Linked DNA regions of Homo sapiens: regions 1, 2, 3, 4, 6 and 7 are each linked to region 5. Evidence: chromatin contacts called from ENCODE Hi-C or POLR2A ChIA-PET data. All regions are on one chromosome and are shown on one strand. The core of a region is the stretch at or near the end of the contact, and the rest is flanking DNA. Distances in the headings are between cores, read along the strand shown.

Region 1 (2,700 bases), core at 93-2,592, 1.4 Mb after region 5:
ACATGTTACTATACTGAATACTGTAGGCAGTTGTAACACAATGGCAAGTTTTCGTGTATCTAAACATAGAAAAGGGTACAGTAAATACAGTATTATAATCTTATGGAGCCACCATCATCTATGCAGTCCATCGTTGACCAAAACATTACATGGTACATGACTGCATTTAAATACTTTGTTTTAACAGTCAGCCTATTTAGGTTTATCATATAGGTCCTGACTAGGGCCTGCTGTTTTGGGCTATAGTTCCAGTAATAGCTTAGTTTTTAGAGCATTTGCAGTGCGAGCTTCAGAGTTTTAGTGATTTTCTGATACTGAAGCTGCTAAGAGTAGTTGGTGGTTCTTGAGCATTAGTTCTACATTTTATAACTGAAGTTTACAGATCTTTTTAGATGACTTAGATTCTTTAGGATAAGGTGAAAATTAATTATGGTATTTTGTCTTTAGCTATAAAATTAATTTTGAAAAACCTTTCTGGCTCATCTTTTTAGATGTATGGTATATATCCTGCACATCTGAATTACATAGGATTATATTTTGAGTTTTAGTAAACAACATGGGCATTAGCTTCTTTAGGAAGTTGATGATATTGAGTGGTCTTGATAAAATTAAAATATGGTTTATATGAGTTCCCTTGTACTTCTAATGTGGCAAGAAGACAAGTATATGTTACATTTTTCAGATAATAAAACTAATGAGGGAAGAAACAAAGCTTTGATCATAAAATGTCTTTAAGCTCGAAGGGACCCATGTGGACCTAGTCCAGGATGTTTTAAAATTGCTATTGAGCCCTTTGTTGAAACAAAATATTGAGCAAGTGTAACTGTAAAAGAGATATTGATGTATTTAACAATGTTGAATTCTAAAATAGCAGTGTCTTTTTTTTTTTTTTTTTTAAGACAGGGTCTTGTTCTGTCACCCAAGCTGGAGTGCATTGGCACTATCTCAGCCCACTGCAACCTCTGCCCCCTGGGCTCAAGCACAATGTCATTATCCTAACCAGAATTTCTTATCTTATGTTTTTCAGACTTGCTTCTAGGCACAGATTATTGACAAGCAAACCAGGAACTTTTACAGATTGTGATAAGAATTAAGATAGGGAATATAATAGAGGATAACTGGGCTGCTCTGAGAAGCCAAGGAGGGCCACACTGTGAGTGGGGTCAAGGCTGAGACTTGAAGGAGGAGAAGATGCCAGCCATAACAACAGCATGCTAGGCAAGGTGACTCTGTAACACAGCTTTGGGGACCCTCCTGAGGCCTGCCTGTGTGGCCCTTTCTTCTGTTCCTAGTTTTTGTAGAAGAAAGTTTAAAAATCGCTGATTTGACTAGTCCAGCCTTCTCCTTTTGTGGGTGAGGAGATTGTGAAGGCTAGAAGGTAAAGATATGCAATGACAACCTAGGTTCCTAATGCCTGATACCACCCCCCACAATATGGCATAAATTTTTCTACTAGTTATTTACAGCATTTGTTTTTTTCATGAGTTATTTTAGATGTATTAAAATTGCAAATTATATTTATTCATCAGTTGTAATATTCAGAAAAATACCTTCACCTAAAAGAAAAACAAAAACTTAGTAGACAAAGATTTGTCTTTAAAGTGAAAGATATTTTTAATCTTAACTAAATGAAATAGGGAAGTAAACAGTTTGTGAACTTCTGTTTTGAAAGCAAGTGTTCCTATTTTGAAACAACTGACACATTGACATTTTTACACTGATTATAAATGGCTTTGTTACTCACAGACAGCTTAGAGATGTGGGTCGGTGTGAGGAGCTTAAAGTAGATCTTACTGAGCCCAGCTTCAGAGTAAATATGAGTAGAATCGTAAAAGCCAGAAATGTAAATCCTTTTCTTTCCTTTGTAAATCTTCCTTTCCTCACTTATTGTCAGAAATATATGCCCAATTAAAAAAATTTGGTTGCTAAAAGGTGCTGTTAGTCATGAGCATTCTGTAAAGTTTATTTTGAAAATAAATAGGGATGGGTTTAGAAGCACAGATTCACATTGCCAGAATTCATACTTTTCTCTAGCCACTTTCTTGCTAAGTATATCTCTCTGTGTGTATTTCTTTACCTTAAAATGGATCATAATGTCTGTGTCATAGGGTTAGTTTGAATATTAACAACAGTGATCAGTAATTATTAGTTTATTTTTATTTCAATTACAGTTGTTTGATGCTTGAACTAGGGAACATCAGGAAAGTTTGGGATTCATTAACAGCATAAAATTAGGGGAAATATTTTTGGGAGAGGAAGCTGTTACTAGTTCTGGTTTTGAATCTGGAGATGTGATAACTTGACTGACTTTTGTTACATTTTATATTTTATAGCTTAATAACTGCATGTGAAATGATTAAGTCTGTATCTAGTGTTCTGTTTTTTGAGGCATATAATTGAAAGGTATTATAATTGGCTGTTTAAAGCAAAATACGTTAATTTGTTTTATGCCAGAGTTGAATCCTATTTATCTCTACATCTTTTAAGGAAAGCCAGTGATGTGTAACATAGTATTTTCCTTTTGAGACTTTATAATCAGCTGCTGTTATTAATTTTTTTAACTAACATTCATATTTTTAACATAACTCATACTTTTTAAAATATGAATTCATAATTCATAATAGAATTTTTATATATTTTTAAAGCTTCTGATTTAAAAAGCAGTATACCCAAACTACTGCCTTTATGTAGTTCTCTTCA
Region 2 (2,700 bases), core at 135-2,634, 1.3 Mb after region 5:
TGCAATCCATCTCCTACTTTTTAGTAATGTACATAAAAGGATAATGAAAGTCTCCCAAAGCAAAAGTTCTCAATCCTAGCTGCAGGTGAGAATACACTGACGCCCAGGCGGGCCCATGTTTAAACTCTCTGGAGAGTGACATCAATGATATAGATGAGTCTGTGTCACGGGGCCTCCTCCTCTGTCCATGTCCTGAAGGAACTCAGCCAGTGTGCCTGCAATACGTGTCAACTGCCTCTCTGAGCATCAAGTCCCGTGAGGGTCCCTGAGCCGTGATGGGGTTGCTGGTCCCCTGCGTTCTCCACCCTCTCGTAATCATGGTTGTGTCCACTGCATGCCCCCAGTCCTGTTGTAAACTTAAGCTTCACCACAGGCAGGGAAGAAAGACACTTTCTCTTTAGACAACTGGCTCGGCTAAAATGTAAATATGACCTTTGGGAACTGCTAACCTGACCACCCGAGGGTTGATTCCAGTAAAAAGAATATCTTCATCATTTTCACTTGCAGAATTACAAAGACATGACAAACATCGCGTTCTGTTTTAAACATCGTCACCCAGAAAGCTTTACCCCGGCTTTGGAGTCAGAGTCTGCTGGGATGTACTTGTTGAAACCACTTCTTTCGCATGTGGGAGGCTACACAAATTCCTGTGGTTTTGGGACCTTCAGTTTCTTCATCGGTAAAAAGAATGAGGGGGCTGGACTGGACTTTTGGCTTGTGGTCCGTGGGATACAGGGTTCAGACCTCCAGGAAACTCTCCAAATCAGGGCCTTTGCAGATAGGACCCAGGCTTTTGTATTTTAAGAAGCCCCCACAGATGATACTGACATACACTGCTGGCTACTGACCTCGATTACTTTAATTCCTAACATTTTATATTAAAACCCCCAGTTTGCAGACAAAGTAAAACAGTGTCTAATAATAGTGCTAAAAATTCCCTCACAAAATTTTAGTACTATGATTCCATTTAAATTGGATTTTTTCAATTATTTAGATAAATAATTAATTTATAATGAAAGAAATCCAAGTACCAACGCTGTATTAACCAATATGGCTCTAATATATATATACTCATCATTTAAGTGAAACAAAGTACTTGGTTTAGGAGGAATACTAATAAGAAATGCCTTAGTTAGGAAATGTTCTAAAACATTCATGATGAAAAAAGGGCAGTGTAGGAGTCTCCAAGCAAAACTACCTCATTTCATTACCAAATCATTAGACCTCAGAATCAGGTCTTACATCAGGGATGAAAATAAAGAACTGAAACTTACCCTGGAATTGAGAACAGAAACTGAAGCCATGGCTAAAAAGCAGAAGATAGCTGTAGAGAAAGCACCTTCTTGTCATAGCACCCAGTGGGTGAGCAAGGAAAAACTGATGAAAGGAAAATCCTGGTGGGCGAGGCTCAGGGTGCCACTGAGTGCTGGTCTCTCTGGCCTGTGTGGAGAGGCAGGAGCACTGTCTCAGCATCTGAGGATGAACTAGACACTACACCCCAGCACAGGTAGGGCGCACCTCAACTCCGACCCCTCACCTCTGGGCAAAGGTGGGGCAGGACTACAACTCTAAAGCTATTAAGTGCCTCATCCTGTCAAAGTCAAGCCTCAGAATAGAAACTGAGTTGACTTATAGAAAAATGAAGTTGTTTTTCCTTGCACATTTGTGGACTGGTACATATATATCCCCGCCACAGAGTCGCTGTGGTCGTTAGCTTTGTTTAACTCTGCTCTTTGGCTCAAATGGAGATCTTGGCATACCCTGAGTACCTTCCGGCTCCTTCTTTTTTTTTTTTTTTTTTTTTTTTTTTTTGAGATGGAGTTTTGCTCTTGTTGCCCAGGCTGGAGTGCAGTGGCGTGATCTCAGCTCACCGCAAACTCCGCCTCCCAGGTTCAAGCAATTCTCCTGCCTCAGCCTCCTGAGTAGATGGGATTACAGGTGTGCGCCACCACCCCAGCTAATTTTGTATTTTTAGTAGAGACGGGGTTTCTCCATGTTGGTCAGGCTGGTCTTGAACTCCCGACCTTAGGTGATCCTCCCACCTCGGCTTCCCAAAGTGCTGGGATTACAGGCGTGAGCCACCGCGCCTGGCCTTCCTGCTCCTTCTACTTCTTCAAGTATAGATTGCTCCTTCCTCCCTCCATTAGCAGTGGGAGAATTTATTCATTCACTCCCTCATTTCATTCATTCGTTCTATAAACACCACATGTCAGAGACAACACAAATGTCAGGCACATGTCAGGCAACACGTCAGGCAACACACATAATAGCAGGAGGCTGCGCATGGTGGCTCATGCCTGTAATCCCAGCACTTTGGGAGGCCAAGGCAGGCATATCACCTGAGGTCAGGAGTTTAAGACCAGCCTGGGGAACATGGTGAAATCTTGTCTCTACTAAAAGTACAAAAATTAGCCAGGTGTGGTGGTGGGTGCCTGTAATCCCAGCTACTCAGGAAGCTGAGGCAGGAAAATCGCTTGAACCCAGGAGGCAGAGCTTGCAGTGAGCCAAGATCATGCCACTGCACTCCAGCCTGGGCAATAAGAGTGAAACTGTGTCTCAAAAAAAAAAAAAAGAAACGGAAAGAAGGAAGGAAGGAAGGAGAGAGAGAGAAAGAAAGGAAGGAAGGAAGGAAGGAAGAAGAAAAAGAAAGAGAAAGGAAGGAAGGAGGAAAGAAAGAAAGAAAAAGAAAGAAAGAAGAGA
Region 3 (2,700 bases), core at 81-2,580, 1.2 Mb before region 5:
TCTGTCTCAAAAAGAAACAAACAAACAAACAAACAAAAAGAGCAGAATCCTTTCTACAGGGTGGTCAGGGAAGGCCTCAAGGGACCTGAAGGACAGGGAATGCAAAGGAGGCCAGGGCAGCCCTCAAGCTACCACTTCACCATTTAAGAGTGTCTAGGCCAGGTGCGGTGGCTCATCCTGTAATCCCAACACTTTGGGAGGCTGAGGCTGGGCAACATAGGGAGACCCCATCTGCACAAAAAATTAGCCCAGAGTGGTGGGTGCACGCCTGTGGTCCCAGCTACTCCGGAGGCTGACAAGGGAGGATGGCTTAGCCCCGGGAGGTCGAGGTTGCAGTGAGCTGTGACAGAGCCACTGCACTCCAGCCTGGGCAACAGAGCAAGACCCGGTCTCAAAAAAAAAAAAAACAGTGTCTGGCTCCTGGCAGACACGCCCTCCCCTCCAGCCCCTAATGCCTCCCTCCCCAGCAAAACCCGCACCCTCTCCTCTCCATCTGCCACTAAGCAGAGATTAGAATTTCTGACCACTGCGGGATCTTTGGACAGTGACAAAATTTAGTTGGCATAGGTTTTCACCCACAATAGTGCCCATTTCCATGGTGTTTTCATTCATTCTCCTTAGGCTTTAACCAAATTCCGCTAGTAAATTGCAGCTACAGAAAAATAATTTATTTTACCTATTTTAATAAAAAAAAAAAAAAGGACGAAACAGAGGGACCCTCGCGGGGAGCTCTGGAACCCGAGCGGTCAGATAGGGAACACGCCCCAAGCGGATCCCAGGGCTCGGGGGAAGAGGGTGTAACTAAGCCCTCACCTGGCTCTCAGTGGAGCCAGGAACACCGGCTGTGGCGCTGCTTTACGTGCGGAAGACCCCAGGCCGGACCCTCCGCTTCCTAACACCTCTGCCCAGGTGTGCCTTAGGGGAGTTCAGGAGAGGAGGTAACTTTTGTTAGGCGGGATCCGGCAAGACCTTCACAGGCCCGGGTGGGTAGAGACCGCGAGAAGACATAGTCCCGGAGGACGAGGTTTGGGGGACCCGGCACACCGAGGCGGGGACGCCCAGGCCGTGGGTCCTGGTGGGACCACGCCCGCCTCCCGCACTGCGCCTGCGCAGGGCCTGGACGCGCCGGGCCTCCCTCGTGCCTGCGGCGCCGGAGCTTCCCCCAGGGCGGGCGTCCACTGCCCGCCCGGGCCTAACGAGACAAAGGAACGGGCCGCAGCCCCCAGACCCGAGACCCGTCCTAGCTCACCTGCATCTTGTTTCCAGTTCAGTTGCTCAAACCAGCTGTGCCGCAGCGCCCCCGCCCCTCAGCTCTCTTTTGTGCACGCGCACAGCGCCGCCACGCCTCTTCCCCCAGCCCAGCCTTCGCCCCGCCCAGGGACGAGCGGCGGGGAGTAAGGGCGGAAGCAACAGCCTTGAGTCTGCGCCTGCTCTTCAAGGAACTGGCACAGAAGCGTTCGCATGCGCCAGATAGGATCTGCCTACTGTCCTGCTCGGAGTGCACTTGACCTGGTTCTAATTCTGGTGGCTGCCTTATTAGGGCTGGTCTTCAGCGGAGGAGGGGTGGGGCTGGGTGGAGGAGGAGCCCGGGGCCGTGTGCCTTTTCCAGCTGCCGGCCCAAACCTGTAAAGACGTCTCGCTCTGACTAGCCTAACAAGTCAGAAATAGAAAATTGCCTCTAGGCCGGGCGCGGTGGCACACGCCTGTGATCCCAGGCCGAGGCGGGCGGATCACTTGAGGTCAGGAGTTCGAGATCAGCCTGGCCAACATGGTGAAACCCCGTCTCTACTAAAAATACAAAAAAATTAGCCGGGCGTAGTGGTGGTTGCCTGTAATCCCAGCTACTCTGGAGGCTGAGGCAGAAGAATTGCTTGAACGGGGGAGGCGGAGCTTGCAGTGAGCTGAGATCTCTCCACTGCACTCCAGCCTGGGTTACAGAGCGAGACTCCGTCTTAAATAAATAAATAAATAAAAATGATGCAGGGTCTTCTGGAATTCACCCACGATCACTTCAGCCTTGGAAAAGGCAACTCATTAATAAGACATTGAGAGCCTGCTGTGTACCAGGCACCATTCTAGGCTCTGCAGATGCAGCAGTGAGCAAAACACTAAAACAAAGGTGAAAGTCATCTGCCGTGCCTGAGTATCAGGAGACCCATGTATGCAGGCACACAGGCACTGAGCAAAAAGCAGCAATCTGACTTGTAAAATGCAGGTATTGGGCTCCAGAGCTTCTGCCCAGGCACACTCCAAGTTTAAGAGAGCAATATTCCTACCTGGTATGGAAGGAAGCATCTTGCACACGTGGGCTAACTTGCTGCCTCCTGGCAACTAAGCGGACACAGAGAGTAGAGACCCACACACCTGTGAGATAGGCGCAGGGCTTCCAACCGTGGCTATGCATTAGAATCACCTGGAAGCCCTCAAAAACTAGGAATGTCCTGGGGCTCCATCCCCAGACAAATTAAATCCTTGGAAATGAGGCCTAGCACAGATACTTTCTTAAAGATCCTCAGGTGATGCTAAAGTGCACAGTCGTTGATATAGAGTGAATCAAATGATTGCTTGAGAGCAAGGAGTTTTTATTTAATTTATAAGGATCCTTAAGATTTTTCTCACTCATTTCAACTGAATTACAGGCCCTTTTAGGGATTTATTAATGTATCTGGCAGCACAATGTTTGTTAATGAATTTTCCTTG
Region 4 (2,700 bases), core at 132-2,631, 1.3 Mb after region 5:
TGACACAGGGGACTACTTCATAGAGTAGATTCTGGAGTTCCTTTTGTCTTTCTGAAACCTTATTTTCCTATCTAGCTTGTTCTGAGACGTACTGTGGGCAGACTTGGCCTTACACATATATCGACTCACTCAACAAATACAGCTAAGGAAAGTAAAATGTCTCTGGGCTACAAGCTGGGAGGAAGTTACTAAGATGAGTAAAGAAGGACCCCCTCCAAGAGCTTAAATTAAGTCTTGGAGACAACAGCCATGCGCACCAAGAAGCTCAACCTAAGATGAAAAGGGCATCTAAGAGGCGCGAGATGGCTCGTGAAGGTAACAGACGTCTTAAGAATTTTTCCGGGCCCAGCACAGTGGCTCACGCCTGTGATCCCAGCACTCTGGAAGGCCGAGGAAGGCGGACTGCTTGAGCCCAGGAGTTCGAGACCTGCTCGGCCAACATAGTGAGACAGCGTTTCTTAAAAGAAAAAGAAAAATTGGCGTGGCGTGGTGGCGGGTGCCTGTAGTCCCAGACCGCACCACTGCACTCCAGCCTGGGCGGCAGAACCAGACCCTGTCTCAAAAATAAATAAATAATTAAAAAATAAAGAAAAGAAAAAAAAGAATTCTTCCTCGAGAGAGGAAGCCGGCTACTGGATATTCTAAAGAGCAGTCTGTTTGCCCCTGCCTTCTCCATCCAGAGTCACCGACGCTTTCTGCACACGAGGTGTTCCGCGCCAATGTGGGCACAAGCCAAGGCAAGAGGACTCCATCAAGCTCCTCCTGGGTACCATGATTTGGAAGACCCAAGGATGAGTTCAGCGGGCCACCATCCTCAAGGAAGCACCATCAAGAACTGAGTCAGGCCCGGGGTATTCTCGACGTCAAAGCGGTCGAGAGGTGGGGGTGCCACCAGGAAGAGTCACTGGAACGGACCTTCCGCGCTCGTCTCGCGGTCTGTATGCGCACTCACACCCCTGGAAGGCTCTACCACTGTAGGACAGAGCACGGAGGATTGCCCAGGCGCCGGAGAAGAGGTTAGCGCCCCGCAACTCCGCCCCTGCCCCGCCCACGCAACGCGGCGGCTGCGCGGCGAGGCCGCCCCGTCTCCACGTGATTGCCGACACCGCCTCCGCGAAGCAGAAGCCGCCATCATAAGTCCTGGCAGCTGGACCTGGGCCTGCCTCCCTCCTTCTCCTGCGCCAGGTAGCGGTAACGGGCTGGGGTTGTTCTGTCCTGGTTCTGTCTGGCCGTGAAGCCGCAGGCCTCCGAGAGCGGGACGAGGAGGTGGGGCCCAGGGGGCTCCGGGGCGGACAGACTGACCGCCGGACAGCCCAGGTGTCGGCACAGCGTGGGCGGTGCCCAGAGCCGCGCCCCGCCCCTCGCAGGCCAGCGCTCAGGGCTCGCGGGCCGTGCCCGTTTCCAGTATGGCCGCCCGCCGCGCCTGACCCGCGGCCTCTCCGCTCCGACTGCTTGTAGGCGATGCCCAGGCAAAGACCGTGACTGACACTCTCGCTCACACGCACGCACGGACCCAGGCCCACGCTCGGAGATCGAGCCCCGGGCTCGCAACCGTTGTCGCTCCCGGCGCCGCGGCCAGAGCCCGGACCACGGCTTCCGCGCCGCCGCCGCCTCGCCGAGAAGGGCCGCGCCGGACCTCGAGCGCGGCGGCCCCCGGCCGGCAGGGATGGGGAAGCGGGCGGGAGGAGGAGCAACCGGAGCCACCACCGCCGCCGTCTCCACGTCCGCCGGGGCCGGGCTGGAACCTGCGGCCGCCCGTAGCGGGGGCCCGCGGAGCGCGGCCGCCGGCCTCCTAGGCGCGCTGCACCTGGTGATGACCCTCGTAGTGGCTGCGGCGCGGGCCGAGAAGGAAGGTGGGTGTCCCCCGGCGGCGTCCCTGCGGCGGGGCTGTCACCCCGCTCTCGCGGAGGCCGGGAGGGCTGGGCCGGGAGGAAGGGCCGCGGCCGGGGCTCCGGCGCAAAGTTGGGCGGTCGGGTACCGTCCCGAGCCGGGACCTCGCGGCGCCCGCCGCACGGAGTGGCCTTCGCTCTCCGTGATTCCTTCCCGTGCCTTCCCCCGTCTCCTGTCACTGCCATTTCAAAACTTCCTGACTTCTCGTACGTTCTTGCCACTTGGCCCGCTAGGTAGGAGGGGCATATTTTTTGGCTTTATTGCGGCGAATAGGTACATTTTAGGACACTTCTGTTTTCTTGGTTGCGGTTGGTTGCATGCAGACAGAGCTTACTTTAAAATGTGGTAAAAATAGCGAGACACAGCTTAAAAAATTTCACTTTGAATTTGTTCAGACATTTCTTCGAGGGGAAATCTTGGTCCTGTAGCTTCCTCCTTTAGTGTCTCTGCGTTATTGATAACTTTATTATTAGACCTAAATACAATTCCATTTAACTCTTTAGTAAGCTGTTGAAAGCCTGTTTACATTTCTTATTTTAAAATACGTGATTCGGTGCCTTTATCTTTGATGTGAAAGCCTTTAAAAATAAACGTGAAGTTGCCAGCTTGCAAGCATTTATCTATAATTTACAGTTAAGGGCTGGCCCCTATTTTAAAAATCTCATTAGTATTGTACTGCTGCAAAACGGGTACTTGGACAGGGTCAAAAATTATTTTGTAATCTTGAAGACCAAATCAGTGTAATTTCATCTACACTACCTCTTTTTGAGCCAAGGGACATGTGAATGGTCACAGAGCCTTCATGAAGAA
Region 5 (2,700 bases), core at 147-2,646:
CGCACACTCTGGGCCCAGGCCTGGTACCCCGCGAAGCTCATCGCGAGCCCAGACCCCGGTCCGACGCCGCGCCCGGCGAGACCCGCACACTCCACTGAGCCACGGCGGCCGCCGCCGTACGGACCCAACCCCTATCTACCTGTCTTCGCTCTTGTTTTTCTGTTTCTTCCCCATTGCTTGTCAATGGCGCTCGTGGCCCCAGCCCCTCTATTCGGTCTCTCACAGACCCACTGTCTCCCGGCTGACTTTGGTCTCCGCTCAGCTCTTTTCCCCTCGTGCTGCCGCCGCTCGCACCCGGCTCTCCACAGACCCGCGCACTGGAACAGGACACATATGGTGTGAGTTCTCAGTGCGCAAGCGCATCGCCCAGCCGCCTCGGCGTGAGGACGCAGGGCGCGGCTCATCGAGAGCTGCGCTTCGGGTAGAGCGTCTCCGGTTGACCGGCCGACCAGGCAGCAGCCCGAGCGCCCCCTGCCCTCAAGCGTCCGCCACGAGCCGACACCCGCGGGTTTTCCACGTTCTAGAACCCGGAGGTGGACAATGAAGCTGTCAATTTCGCCACCTCACCCCTCTCCCAACGGGGAACGCACGCTTCGGTTCAGGAGTGGGCTTTGGGCTTCCCTTTATATCTTTGTATTCTCAGCCGCACGAAGTTCAGTAAAGAACCACAACGAACCAATAGAGTCCTCTGGGGGTTTGCGAGAGAGATAAATTCAGGACAAAATAGGGACCTCTCAGTAACATCCATGCATTATGCATTATGTACAGTCACTGAATAAAACAGAACAGGACACAGCCGATCAATTCCCTAACATAGGTCTTCAGCTTCACCCTCAAAGCGAGGGCGAGTTCTAAAAATTCCTGTGTTTCGAAGAGTCAAGAGGGGACCTACAGGGGTGGTGGAAAATGTTCTATATCTGGATCTGGCCGGTGATATTTTGGGTTTTAACTATGCAAAAGTTAATTGTGCTGTATATGTTTATGCCTCGACTTTAGGAAAAATGTTAACAAAAGAAAACAAAAAAAAGAAAAATGTTCATTCAACACTAACAGAATGGAAACGCAGTTCAAGCGTCACGGCTGAGCGAGAGCACAGCTGTCTCATTTCCAGTCTGGCGCACTGGACCGTGAATACTGAAGCACGCTCCTGAGAAAGTCCGGCCACGACAGCCTGCGCACTAAGAAACTGCAACTCCCACAATGCTTTGCGGCCTTCCAGTTCGGCCGTGTACCCGGAGGAAAGCAAGGGTCGGACACCTTGGGTTCCGGGCTGCTGGGCGGGAGGCGCACGCGCAGAACTGTTCGCCACCCGACCGCCCGCCCCTTCCTCTGGCGTCCAAGGTGATATCGCGCGAGGTTCGCAGCCAATAAGGAGGCGGATGTGACGGCCCGTTTGCAGCCGCCGGCAGCTACTGCAAGGCAAAAGCCGGAGTGGACGTGTCTTTTGAAACTGCTGCTCTTTCACTTCTCAGGCGTCACCGAGAGCTCAGGTGAGGCAGAGGGTAGTGAGAAGAATCCGACCACCACGTCCGGGTGCTGGTGAACATTCTGCTGCTCCACATCCGGAGCGGAGGAGGGGCGCGGCCCCAGCACCGGTGTCGGTGTCCTGGCAGAGGCTCTTGCGCAAGCGCACCAGGAGGCGTCGAAGTTGGGGCCACCGGGACTGTGCTTTCCTCTGTTTCCCCGGGCGCAGGGAGTGGCCGGCTTGCCATTGGGGAGGTACCTGGGGTTCAGTTAAGGACCAGGCCCCTTGATTGTTTTGGCGGATACCTGTAAGGGTGTCCAGGAAATGACTAGGGAATTTGAGGACGCGCTGTGTCCCGTCCCACCCTTCCAGCGGAGCTGTAAAAAGGAAGAATCAGAGGCTGTGGTTTGAAAAATGAAAAGCTAACGAGGGGTTGCATCGTCTCTTTACCCCATTCTCAATGCTCTGACCACCAACACCTACACCCAGAATAGCTCTTCTTAATCTCGTCTTTTTCCAGTTATCCCATAATTAAATTCTGGGCTCATTCTATAAAGTTCCAGGGTAGGCATTCTCTGTGCTTATCCCTGGAGCACAGCTTCCAACGTTCAATTCAGTATCTTATTATCTTCTCCTTCCAGCCCCCTCACTGAGGGTCACAGTCCTACTGACATTTTTCTTGGGCGATAGGGAGCGTGGAAATCTTTGCTGTGTTTGAAATACAGCACCTTTCCAATTTTATAGCACTCACGAGGAGCTTACAATTTGGTTTTTTAGACTCAAATACTTTTGAAACTTAACAGTGTAGTAATTTGAACAGAAGTCAGGCACGTGTTCATTCAACGTTAAATACATGTTTATTGAGTACCTGCTGTGTTCTATGGAGATACAAAGATGAAATCAAGTATGCTTTTCAAATCCTTTTCCTGTAAAGAAAAAGGAATCAGAATTGAAGTTTGCAAGAATATTTCTCTTCAGCTCAACGTTTATAGAGGGCCTGTGTGGGTCAGAATCTGTGTCAGAAGCTGAGTGAATGAATTCACAGTTTGTTGTGAAGTTTGGGGTGCTTCAGTATTATTTGCAAATGTATCATAGTTCATTGATATGCAACAGCCTCCTGCTTTGATAGGCAAATTATAAATCATTTCTGCAGTAATAACCCTGAGATACACATAAACTTGCCCTCTAATTGTTGGTATAAAATTTCTCGTACAAAATACTCCATTTCTTTTAAA
Region 6 (2,700 bases), core at 118-2,617, 1.1 Mb before region 5:
GGGCGTACTGGAGCAGCCAACCTGCCTTCCTTTCCGTTTACTTCCCAGGAGCATTTTCTTCCATTGAGGAGATCCCCGAAAACGTGGTGCACGACCACGAGAAGAACGGCCTTCCTCGGCTCTCTTCCTTCAGTGATGCAGAAATTCAGAAGCGGTGAGAACAGCTTCCTCAAAGGGGAGGGGGGAGTTTTTGTAAACCTGAGAAGAAATTTGGGGAAAACCCCAGGCTGAGTTCTGTACTTGGCAGATTGATCGGAGGACCACAGAGGGCTGTCGGTTTGCATCAGTGAGAGGCAGCTAAGCTACACCCCCCATTCGGCGCCTCAAAACTCTCAGTTCCTTCTGAGAATTTCCAGCCTTACCTTCACACAGTCCATTAACATGAAGGTGACATCATTTTGTTAATAGAAATTAGCAGGCAACTTTGTTCTGCTTTGGTAAAGTTTTATAGATTGCTTGCTGAATATGATCTTTTCTTTATAAGAAAGGGATTTGGATTGCAGAGATCTCACTGAGTATTTGATTCTCCCAGAGGCATTGTGCCCACTGCTGTGGGAGCTGCCCCTGCAGTGGTTGTGTGGGCTGCATCCAGCATGGGCAGGGTAGAGAGACGGAACCCCTGATCGCAGCAAGGACGGAGTCCAGGCTGGGCGCAGTGGCTCATGCCTGTAATACCAGCACTTTGGGAGGCCGAGGTGGGCGGATCATTTGAAGTCAGGAGTTCAAGACAAGTGTGACTGACAGAAACCCCGTTTCTACTAAAAAAAAAAAAATAGCCCGCTGTGGTGGCACACACGTGTAGTCCTAGCTACTCAGGAGGCTGAAGCAGGAGAATCGCTTGAACCCTGGAGGCAAGGGTTGCAGTGAGCCAAGATCTGGCCACCGTACTCTAGCTGGGGCGACAGAGCAAGACTCTGTCTCAAAAAAAAAAAAAAAGAAGATGGAGTCCTTAGCTAATAGATGAGAAAGTTCTCATGTAGTAGCTCTCAGGTGGCCCAGGAGAGCAAGGCTGAAAAGGAGTGAGGATGCAAAAGCAGCGGCTCACGTCAGGTCACCAGCTGGATTTTGCCTCCTGGGTCTGCAGCCACCTGCCTTGCATGGCGCCTGACCTGCATGGCACCTGCCCATCCTTACAACCCTTACCAGAGATGCTCCTGGTGAGGAGTGTCCTGCTGTTGCCCTGAGCACTCATGGGGCTTTTGTGAGACTCAGTGAGTGAAGACACGGCAAAGCACAGAGAGCAGTTTCTGGCCTGTCGTAATCACACCGTGTTCTGTGATGTCACTGTTGTCATCGTCTTTGTCATCGTCACTGCTGCCGGCCCTCCTCCCCAGGGCCATGCTCTGCTGCCGCCCGCTTGCAGCTCACCCAGACCTGCTCCTGCCCTCTGGAGCGTGAAGCCTGACTCTCTGTTTTCTCTTGCCCCCCTTCCCCTGGCAATTTGAATTGAACTTTTAAAAATATGCCCTTAAAGTAACTTTCCCTGGCACCATCTATTCCTGACTCAGAGTTCCTGCCCTTATGATTTTCTGCCCAGGAACAAAATTTGTAAACATTCTTGAAGTTTTGAATCATTCAAGTAAAACAGAAGGTAGATTAAATAGATGTCTTCACAGTGACTGCCTACAATGAGTACTGTGGCCTTGGACAGGTAAGGTTTTCCAAGCCTCTGTTTTCTCACCTGCAAAGTGTGGTAATAACAGGATTAATCCACAGGATCTTGGAGTAGATTAAGAGACGTGTGGAATGCATTCATGGCAGCCTCGGCACGTGAGGGTCCCATACACAGTGCTGCACTCCGCTCATTCTTCCCTCTCCCGCCCCCTCAGCTGTGACCTCCTGTGGCATCAAGTTAACCTCTTGTTCGTTTTTTTCCTTAGATTGAAAACATACTTCAAGTTTTTTATTGTAAGAGATCCCTTCGAAAGACTTATTTCTGCATTTAAGGATAAATTTGTTCACAATCCCCGGTTTGAGCCTTGGTACAGGCATGAGATTGCTCCTGGCATCATCAGAAAATACAGGAGGAACCGGACAGAGACCCGGGGGATCCAGTTTGAAGATTTCGTGCGCTACCTCGGCGATCCGAACCACAGATGGCTAGACCTTCAGTTTGGGGACCACATCATTCACTGGGTGACGTATGTAGAGCTCTGTGCTCCCTGTGAGATAATGTACAGTGTGATTGGACACCACGAGACCCTGGAGGACGATGCCCCATACATCTTAAAAGAGGCTGGCATTGACCACCTGGTGTCATACCCGACTATCCCTCCGGGCATTACCGTGTATAACAGAACCAAGGTGGAGCACTATTTCCTGGGCATCAGCAAACGAGACATCCGACGCCTGTATGCCCGTTTCGAAGGGGACTTTAAGCTCTTTGGGTACCAGAAACCAGACTTTTTGCTAAACTAATGCATAAGACCTATGAATTCAAATATCTTTATTAGACCTGGGGCTAACCAGGTGAAGATCTGAGCCCAGAAATGACCCTTCCTCCACCACACCCCTCCTTTGAGGACGCCCGGGGTCTCCCACAGGCCTGTGAGTTGCCTCGGCATATGACGCAGAACCCCAACTGTTACAACTTAGTTTGGATGTAAGATGCTCTGAGGACCCTGCCCACACCCCTGCGTGCATTAGGATGTCGCTGGCCTTTGCTCACCTCAGAGGGGAGAAAAGGCTAAAGATTTGCAG
Region 7 (2,700 bases), core at 176-2,675, 1.7 Mb after region 5:
ATATATTAAGCAAGTGGATAAAAAATAGAGGTGAGGTACTTACAGATGCAGCCTACTATTCTCTTGTTGGAGATGGAGGGGACTAAATTAGGGTCTTCCCTGGTGCCTGAAGCTCCCTTTGGGGCCAGTACATTGTATGGGTCCTGAAGAAAAAACAAAAAACAAAACAAAACAAAAAAAACAAGAATTGAACCATTAGGCCAAATAAGCCCTACCTTCCAGAAGCTCAGGGGACTGTTCCTACAAGCCAAGTTTCCTGTATCAAATACTCCCAGAGAGGAGACCACTATGAACACATCCAAGGCCATAAGTTACACAGAAGACACAGAAGGGAGTTTCTCCTTACCAGTCCCTTCTTTGCAGCCAGCATGATCTCCCTCTCCAACCCAGTCGCCTGCTCTTCATCAGTGGGAACACCACCTAAAGGAAGATAACGTGAATTATGACGCTGACTGAAATGACTGATAGAAAAACTACAAACAGAAATGATCAAGGAAAATGGTGCCCCGAAACTTCTGTATAAGTTTTAGCGGGCTCACAAGCTCCTAAAGGCTACTCATATCCATGGTCCCCTAAGAACCACCAAGTACCCATCCACACAAGCGGCAGCACTCGGGGGAGCTTTTTTTTTCTTTTTTGAGACGGAGTTTTGCTCTTGTTGCCCAGGCTGGAGTGCAATGGCGCGATGTTGGCTCACGGGAACCTCCGCCTCCCGGGTTTAAGCGATTCTCCTGCCTCAGCCTCCCGAGTAGCTGGGACTACAGGCGCGCGCCACCACGCCCGGCTAATTTTTGTATTTTTAGTAGAAACGGGGTTTTACCATGTTGGCCAGGCTGGTCTTGAGCTCCTGACCTCAGGGGATCTGTCCGCCTCGGCCTCCCAAAGTGCTGGGATTACAGTTGTGAGCCACCGCGCCCGGCCTATGAGCTTTTCTTTCTCCAACCACCGAGGCAAATTTGTCGACATTTGTCTAAAAGCATGTAGAACCCACTCTGCTTGAGGTGGGCGCAGGTTTGAAGGGAGGCCGGACCCCTCCCCATCCCGGTGGCAGCCCCGGTCCCTCCCAAGGTCACCCGGCACCTCCGTTTAGGATACTTTCGCAGCGGAGTGAGTTCGGGGAGCGGCAGGAGCAGCGGTCCAGAATTACAGGGAGATGCCTGCAGAGCCTGAGGCACTGGGGACCGTAAAGCGGCCACTGGGACCTCGAGAAGCTGCACGAGCCGCGCCGCTTTGCCGCCCTGGGACCACCCTGGGAGGGCAACACTCTGGTCCCTGGCACGCCCGGAGACCCGAGTACCTCCAGATGCCATGGAGCGCATCGCGGCCGCGCCACTGGGGCCGCGAGCCCTCAGGGCCTGCGCGGCCAGCGTTCCAGCTCCGCGAAGTAACCTTGAAGCCATTGCGTCCGCGACTAGCAGCAAAACTTCCGGGAACAAGCTGCAGAGACAGGAGGGACTTCCGGGGGCGGGCTTCTTTCTCCTCTCGGTCAGCTTTCGGCTTCCTCCCAGCCCTCGAGCCCGCCCACTCCCAAGACTGTGGCGGGGGCGGAAATTGCGCATGCCCAGCTCTGCCTCTTTCTGCACCGCGTAGTGGCTGAGGCTTGGGGGCGGGGTTGCCTTTAATAACGCTGGGAGGTGGGAAAGTCTTTTTGGTCCCTGGAGTTGAGCGGCTGAACCACATTGGAGTTCCTGTGGGTCTGGCCCCGTAGTCGTGTTCAGCAAACGTGGAGGCTGCTAATGGAAGCTATTAGGTCCCCGTCTGTGAAGAGACTTACTGAACCCCAAATGATTTGAATTTAGAAGTGGGCTCCTAAAGATCACTGCGTTCCTTACTAGGCTGGTTAGTGGCAGGGCTGGTTCTGGCAGTGCGTGGGCCGTCGCGAGCGTGTCGCATTGGACGGGACCTACCTGCAGTCCTGGCCCAGTTTCGTGTTAGAGTTGTACTGTGTGTGGGAGGCGCGGAGGTCCCGGCCTGGGGAGGAGGACAGGGCCGGGGGCGGGACCCCCTACCAGGACCAAGGCCCTGGTGATGTGAAGGAAGTGGCCACTCTTTTTCGAGGCTACTAAGGGAGGAGGAGCAGGAAGGGGAGTTGATAATAGGAAATGGAGTTAGAGCCTGCTGTGACTGGAGTTCCTTGTTTGAAACGGAAAACATATTCCGTCCATGGCTTCCCGTTGCCCATAGGCTAAGATGTGCAAATTTCTTAGGGTGAGCTTTAGTCAGTATAGCCCTGTGACAGGCTAGCTGCATGCGGTATCTGAGTTTCCCTACCAGATAGAAAAATCCCCTTAGAGTGGGAATTAATGCTCATCATTGAATCTTCAATGCCTTGCAGAGGTCTGGTATATAGTAGGATCCAGTAATTTTAGTAAATTTACTACTTGGATAGAGTATACAAAACCAGTTTATAGGGCTTTTCCTGGCCCAGTGAGGTCAATTGGAGGCAACATGGGGAGAGTTGAAGGCTTAGGTGCTCCCGCCTGTCTCATGCAGGCTACGGTATTTTCAAAAGGACGTGGTGGAGCGTTGCTTCACAGGAGCACGTCTGGTCTTCCTGGGTGCCCCCTCCACCAATTAAAAAAAAAAAAAAAAAAACCCTGTATTCTAAGGCCAAAATTTCTTTAAAGGTGGTTTTTGCTTTGAATGGCTTCACTGTTACTCCCTTCTCCCTCACCTCCACTGCAACCCCTCCAAGTTGAA

The links. A loop is a pair of places that touch in the nucleus more often than their neighbours do. ChIA-PET counts read pairs that join two places held with the same protein, here RNA polymerase II (POLR2A). Pooled maps may share reads with other maps.
Region 1: a pooled map shows a loop between it and region 5 (4-fold over the local background). The contact joins the enhancer-like site here to the promoter of TXNDC9 in region 5. A Hi-C loop is called at or near these places in 1 of 50 pooled maps. POLR2A ChIA-PET finds 5 or more read pairs at or near these places in 2 of 52 experiments (activated T-cell and naive thymus-derived CD4-positive, alpha-beta T cell).
Region 2: a pooled map shows a loop between it and region 5 (16-fold over the local background). The contact joins the enhancer-like site here to the promoter of TXNDC9 in region 5. A Hi-C loop is called at or near these places in 1 of 37 single-sample maps with no recorded cell type and 4 of 50 pooled maps.
Region 3: a loop to region 5 is called in a map of CD8-positive, alpha-beta T cell, with 31 times the contacts of the local background. The contact joins the promoter of PDCL3 here to the promoter of TXNDC9 in region 5. A Hi-C loop is called at or near these places in 8 of 168 maps with a recorded cell type or tissue (CD4-positive, alpha-beta memory T cell, CD8-positive, alpha-beta T cell, PC-9 and 4 more), 16 of 37 single-sample maps with no recorded cell type and 28 of 50 pooled maps. POLR2A ChIA-PET finds 5 or more read pairs at or near these places in 2 of 52 experiments (CD4-positive, alpha-beta memory T cell and activated B cell).
Region 4: a map of CD8-positive, alpha-beta T cell shows a loop between it and region 5 (8-fold over the local background). The contact joins the promoter of TMEM131 here to the promoter of TXNDC9 in region 5. A Hi-C loop is called at or near these places in 4 of 168 maps with a recorded cell type or tissue (CD4-positive, alpha-beta T cell, CD4-positive, alpha-beta memory T cell, CD8-positive, alpha-beta T cell and 1 more), 3 of 37 single-sample maps with no recorded cell type and 19 of 50 pooled maps.
Region 6: a loop to region 5 is called in a pooled map, with 10 times the contacts of the local background. The contact joins the enhancer-like site here to the promoter of TXNDC9 in region 5. A Hi-C loop is called at or near these places in 6 of 37 single-sample maps with no recorded cell type and 5 of 50 pooled maps.
Region 7: a loop to region 5 is called in a map of CD8-positive, alpha-beta T cell, with 7 times the contacts of the local background. The contact joins the promoter of COX5B here to the promoter of TXNDC9 in region 5. A Hi-C loop is called at or near these places in 5 of 168 maps with a recorded cell type or tissue (CD4-positive, alpha-beta T cell, CD4-positive, alpha-beta memory T cell, CD8-positive, alpha-beta T cell and 1 more), 2 of 37 single-sample maps with no recorded cell type and 15 of 50 pooled maps. POLR2A ChIA-PET finds 5 or more read pairs at or near these places in 1 of 52 experiments (activated B cell).

The regions. Positions count from the first base shown.
Region 1 is chr2:97,930,338-97,933,037 of GRCh38, reverse strand. All of the region lies in intron 1 of TMEM131 (transmembrane protein 131), which reads left to right. Among named protein-coding and RNA genes, the nearest start is that of TMEM131, 64 kb to the left of the region's middle. Within about 2 kb of position 1,342, at least 3 of the 41 ENCODE cell types and tissues checked have a DNase peak (open chromatin) inside an H3K27ac peak, as active enhancers do.
Region 2 is chr2:98,011,460-98,014,159 of GRCh38, reverse strand. No RefSeq gene overlaps it. Among named protein-coding and RNA genes, the nearest start is that of TMEM131, 17 kb to the right of the region's middle. RefSeq lists an enhancer at 1,129-1,588. Within about 2 kb of position 1,384, at least 5 of the 41 ENCODE cell types and tissues checked have a DNase peak (open chromatin) inside an H3K27ac peak, as active enhancers do.
Region 3 is chr2:100,561,623-100,564,322 of GRCh38, reverse strand. PDCL3 (phosducin like 3) reads right to left here and starts at 1,330. Exons shown (of 6, transcript NM_024065.5): 1 at 1,250-1,330. The coding sequence starts at 1,255. RefSeq lists a silencer at 1,004-1,343 and an enhancer at 1,789-2,585.
Region 4 is chr2:97,994,629-97,997,328 of GRCh38, reverse strand. TMEM131 (transmembrane protein 131) reads left to right here and starts at 1,381. Exons shown (of 41, transcript NM_015348.2): 1 at 1,381-1,853. The coding sequence starts at 1,667. RefSeq lists enhancers at 672-951, 1,122-1,635 and silencers at 1,172-1,421, 1,532-2,091.
Region 5 is chr2:99,335,029-99,337,728 of GRCh38, reverse strand. It overlaps TXNDC9 (thioredoxin domain containing 9), which reads left to right and starts at 1,396. Exons shown (of 5, transcript NM_005783.4): 1 at 1,396-1,490. EIF5B (eukaryotic translation initiation factor 5B) reads right to left here and starts at 340. Exons shown (of 24, transcript NM_015904.4): 1 at 140-340. The coding sequence starts at 174. RefSeq lists a silencer at 1-71 and enhancers at 142-251, 1-459, 472-581, 602-681, 692-741 and 4 more.
Region 6 is chr2:100,392,963-100,395,662 of GRCh38, reverse strand. It overlaps CHST10 (carbohydrate sulfotransferase 10), which reads left to right. Exons shown (of 7, transcript NM_004854.5): 6 at 49-154; 7 at 1,881-2,700. The coding sequence ends at 2,418. Among named protein-coding and RNA genes, the nearest start is that of CHST10, 23 kb to the left of the region's middle. RefSeq lists enhancers at 1-202, 373-632, 903-1,012, 1,583-1,652. Within about 2 kb of position 1,367, at least 3 of the 41 ENCODE cell types and tissues checked have a DNase peak (open chromatin) inside an H3K27ac peak, as active enhancers do.
Region 7 is chr2:97,644,787-97,647,486 of GRCh38, reverse strand. COX5B (cytochrome c oxidase subunit 5B) reads right to left here and starts at 1,425. Exons shown (of 4, transcript NM_001862.3): 1 at 1,298-1,425; 2 at 347-420; 3 at 44-143. The coding sequence starts at 1,400. RefSeq lists enhancers at 1,321-1,500, 1,681-1,730, 1,533-2,467.